Regions from separate parts of the Homo sapiens genome. Here region 2 is linked to region 1. Evidence: chromatin loops called from intact Hi-C (ENCODE). Cell type or tissue: ascending aorta. All regions are shown on one strand.

Region 1 (2,500 bases):
GAGACAAATCCAATAATCTGTGCAGATTACCCATTGATTTGATTAAATTGACTCATTGACCAACTTTGCTGTGTGATATTTTAGATTAGGTACTTCCCTTAGTAGAAGATGTGGAGACAAGTCATTATTTGATCTGAACTTGCTACTTTATTACAGTTTCATGCATTTTTAAAAACAGGAGTAATCAAAATGACATGTTGATGTAACTGGCAGAGTTGATTCCTAAATGCACTTGAAGCTAGACTACCCATTGTTATTTTTTGCACTAACCTTATTATTATTTTTTCCACCTTTGGCAAAACATGTGAGCTTCTAGTAATTCTAAAATTTCTGATGAATGACATTTGATAAGTGGTGTGATCCTGTGAATACTGATAAGCACTCGAAATTCAGTTGGTGAAGCATCAATTTCACACCTGAGACCCCAGTTCCAAGTTTAGGTTAAAGGTTTGCCTGGCGTCCGCAGTCTTTTTCTCAGGTCCCTTGATAAGTGCAGTCATTCCAAACCACATTTTTCTTCTGCATCAAATCCAGGCAGCACTCGGAATCATTAAATATTAAAACTTATATTCAGGAACATTATTCATTCATAAATATTTCATTGCAGCCTAAACTGCATTGTTCAAAACATTTTAGGATGTTATGCAACTCTGTCAAAGTACATTAACAAACTTAAGTCATGTTGAACTAAGCAAAAAATGACAGACTGCATCACATACGTGTTATAGTTGAATTTTTGTATAGGAAGCATTTTGTGTTGGGATATTTGGAAATTACCGTAAAGATAAAATGGATTGCAGAGGAAGCCAGATATAATGAATATTCATCTTCTGTGTAACATCTGCTATACATCTTAATGAAATTTATAGTTATCCCTGAAATTTTTCTTCCTTGACAGTATTTATTTATTTTTAAAATTATTTTAACCGGGAGTTGAATATGAGTTGATACCATTCTAGCTGCATATAAAATGACAGTATTGGATGCAGGGACCATTTTTCAGATCTCCATGATAGCCATCATCTCCACAGAATTGAACTTAGACCTCCTGTGAACCATAGAGTAACTGGGAAACTTTTGATATTCGCAGAGTGTAAGAGAGTGATGAGTTCAAGCATTGGTCTCTGACAAAATTTGTTCTGGATTGCTGTGAACACATTTGGTCTCTTGCTGTTTTTTTTTTTTTTTTTTTTTTTTTTTTTACAACCCTGTTAGTTACAGTGAGAAGCCATAAAATTCTTCCTATGCAGGAAAATGGTAGAAGCATTTTTTGTGTCTAAAATTGTTCTTTCTTAAAAAGAAAAGAAAAGAATCTTTTTCTGGTGTGGTAACAAAAAATTGAAATAGCAAATTCAAATAGTAGAAAGTGTAAAAATTCACAACTGATGAGGTGATAGCATACTTTTTTTTGGTACAGTGACAGTAATATAGCTTATGAGCTTTATCTGAAGTAGGTGAAATACTGATTATATTTTACTTGAGCTATCATTGACACAATGGATTAGAACTTAATGAGGGGGAGGTAGTTTGATTTTAAAACATCCTTGATTACATAGATTTTTTTGGAATGGAGGACAGATTAATCTTCCTGTGATATGTGGATCAAAAACTATATAGGCAGCCAGTGGGCTCATCTTGAACACCTACAGCCGTTCTTTCAAAAATGATAGAAATGGATATTGTGAAGTAAATAATGAAGGTGGCATAGTGAATTCCTGCTGGCAGAGAGTTAAATTATTCATTTTGTTAGTTTAGCTAACATGGTTCATGCTGCGTGGGATTTGAGCACTATGTCAATGACTAATATTGCATAATTAAAAAGCCTCAGTTCCTCGGGCTTAGAATGTAGCTGGAATTTAGAAATGGTTGTTAACATCGTGGAAATATAGTTTTATTTGTATAAGTAGATGCTGTTTACCTAGCCGTTTTGAAGTTTTGACTTTATGAAACATTTGTGTAGCATGTAGGCAGTATGCCGAAGATGTTTTTAACGATAGTTAATCTTGCAGTCCCTTCCCCTTGCTTTGCGTCCCACCCCACGGTGTTTTTCTTCTTGAAAGGCTGCTCTGTAGTAAATGGTCCGTTTCGAAAGCCTGGTGAGCACACTCCCTCAGCATCGCACCGCTGCCTCTTCCCTTTGCTTATCTCTTCCACATTAGGTTGCTGATTAGCGACAGGGCTTGGAAGGATTGCCAATTCTGTAACGATTCAATTTGGGGGACTGCATAGGCACTGATACCTTTACAAAGCAACGCCGACATTAGTTTATTACCTTCTCAATTTTAGCAACTCTGAAGGGAAAGAGACCTAACATAAACCTCTTTTCATTTTTGTATGATATAATCTTACACACAGTATTTCATAGTCAGTCAATTGGACTATTTTGTTTTATGCTTCTTCACGGAATGTAATTTTACATGCATATTTGTAACTTTGGGATAACTTTTTAGCACTATTTTTGAAGCTCAGGACTCTGTGAATGGGGAAAAACAAAGAGTGG
Region 2 (2,500 bases), 53 kb before region 1:
CTGTGAAGGTCTGTAGCTGCAGAATGGTTAGCACAGAGGCAATTGATACAATGAGGGGGCTCAGGTTTTGGGACCAGCCAGCCCTGAGTCACCATGGGGCTCTTTATAACATTGGAATAATACTTAACTCAGGGCTAACCTAATGCCTAGAACATTGTAGAATCAGTAGAGACTAAATTGGCATGGTATTGGATTGCTGACTAGAAATACTTCTATCTCAACCTTATAACCAACTGGCTGTTTTACCTTGGGTATGTTTCTTTATTTCTCTGGGCCTTAGTGTTCTTATCTGTCAGATGGTGGAATGGACTGTTATCTCTAAGATTCCCTTGATAGATTCTGAGCTTTTTAGATAAGAACCATTTTCATTCGTCTTTGTTTCCTAACACTGCGATTATACTTGGACAAAACATTTTTTTGAACGAATGATTAGATTTGCAGCTATAGTTATATAGCTACATATAGTTATAATTATGAGCTTATTTGTATATGTCTGTGAACATTTATAAATGAGAATTGTCTTTTTTTGAGGTTATCCTCAAGCAGCCTGAAATGCAATTTTATCTCTAAATGTTCATTCATACATATACATATGTGTGTATGCCTAGAACTAATATATAAAATTTAAAAATTAGAAAAAAATAAAAATGATCAAGGTGCAAGAGTATACGTTTAAACAAATCTATTGCTTTAGAAGAATTTATTTATGTTGCATTATTTGGATATGATGCTTAGAATAACTTGGCTAGTAGAAAAATGCTGTTGGCAGCTTCTAGGTTTAAAAAAAGCACCCCAGAGAATTAGGGAAAAAATAGTAGTTAAAAGGGTACTGTCAAGGTTGGTAGGTCTAAATTTAACAGAGCAGCTGTGTTTTGGTTTGGAAGGGTGTGTGTGTCATGCTATCTCCCCGCGCTGTTTGCTTGCCCTGTTATGAGGCAGAAACATGTTATAATGGAGATAGAGATCCTGCCTTTTGAAATGCAGCCTCAAGAAGTGGCTGCTTGAATGTTGCAGTGCCCCCACTGGCTTACAAGAACCTTGTCAGTGTTTGGAGAAGTTTAAAGCTAGCAGGTGTAATTGTTGTTATGCTTTCTGGCTTGGCTGTGGTCTTTTTCTGAAGGAACTCTTCAAGAACATTGAGCAGTATTCTCTGTGCTTGAAATATTGTGTTTTATTGCATTTAAGATGCCAGTAATTATAAGATTTTATTTTATTTTTTGAGATGGAGTCTTGCTCTGTCACCCAGCCTGGAGAGCAGTGGTTCAATCTCAGCTCACTGCAGTCTCTGCCTCCTGGGTTCAAGTGATTCTGGTGCCTCAGCCTCCTGAGTAGCTGGGATTACAGGCACGTTCCACCACGCCTGGCTAATTTTTTGTATTTTTAGCAGAGACAGGGCTTTGCCATGTCGGTCAGGCTGGTGTCAAACTCCTGACCTCAAGTGGTCTATCTCCCTCATCCTCCCAAAGTACTGGGATTACTAAAGTCATGAGCCACTGCGCCTGGCATATTTTTAAGATTTTATGTTCCACTAAGAAATAACCTTGACAGTTAAGCTGTGATAAAGTGCTTTCCTATCCATTAGAATATTCATTTTATGTTTATTGGAGTTGTTCTATCTATGTTCATAAATAAAAAGGAAAATTTAAGTGAAATGAATTGGTAGCAATATTCTTGAAGCTTACATTCAGAGCCCAAGTCTTCTGAATCATTTTCTGCCTCCATGTTGTCCATGTGAGTGTTTTTTCCTATACTGTCACCCTGTGTGCCATTAAGAGTGGTAGTAATGTAGCAGTTGTTAAAAAGTGTGCTCTACTGTCTATCCTGGAATTTTCTTCCAAGCTGCTGACTCTCATTCTGCATTTTTTTTTTTTTTTTTTTTTTTTTTTTTTTTTTTAAGACACAGCCTCCTCTGTTACTCAGCTTAGGTACAGTGGCAAGATCTTGGCTCACTGCAACCTCCACCTTTCGGGTTCAAGCAATTCTTGTGCCTCAGTCTCCTGAGTAGCTGGGATTACAGACATGCAGCACCACACTAATTTTTTGTATTTTTAGTAGAGACAGGGTTTCACCATGTTGGCCAGGCTGATCTCGAACTCCTGGCCTTAAGTGATCCTCCCGCCTCAGCCTCCCAAAGTGCTGGGATTACAGGCATGAGCCACCACGCCTGGCCCTTCATTCTGCATGTTTTGATGCTACTGCCTTCTTGATCTCACATAGATAATGTCATGAACTATGTTATGACTACCACCTGGCCCACAGTGACAGGAAGATACCGTCGGTATCAGAGACGAATAAATGTGTACCTTAGAAGCAATGGCATGTAGCAGCAGTGCACTAGCTGTAAAAAGGACTTTGACCAAGGAGTCATTGTTCAGAGGTTCACAGTGGAAGTGTGGATTATGGAGTATTTTCTTTATTCTAAATGGTTAAACACCACAAGTAAAGAAATTGTTTCATGTTCAGACACTATTATTCTCTAATTGTATTAATGTACAGTTAC

The links. A loop is a pair of places that touch in the nucleus more often than their neighbours do. Peaks named below come from ENCODE experiments on the same cell type or tissue, not always from the same donor. Only the 100,000 strongest peaks of a DNase experiment are listed, where the experiment ranks them.
Region 2: it touches region 1 in a loop (4-fold over the local background); 2 of 110 quality-filtered maps call a loop at or near these places.

What each region holds. Positions count from the first base shown.
Region 1 is chr7:132,996,362-132,998,861 of GRCh38, reverse strand. All of the region lies in intron 3 of CHCHD3 (coiled-coil-helix-coiled-coil-helix domain containing 3), which reads left to right. Among named protein-coding and RNA genes, the nearest start is that of MIR3654, 37 kb to the left of the region's middle. In ascending aorta, no CTCF peak of the experiment used is centred here; no DNase peak of the experiment used is centred here.
Region 2 is chr7:133,049,735-133,052,234 of GRCh38, reverse strand. The region is part of intron 2 of CHCHD3 (coiled-coil-helix-coiled-coil-helix domain containing 3); the gene reads left to right. Among named protein-coding and RNA genes, the nearest start is that of MIR3654, 16 kb to the right of the region's middle. In ascending aorta, a CTCF peak has its summit at 1,012; no DNase peak of the experiment used is centred here; H3K27ac peaks cover 450 bases.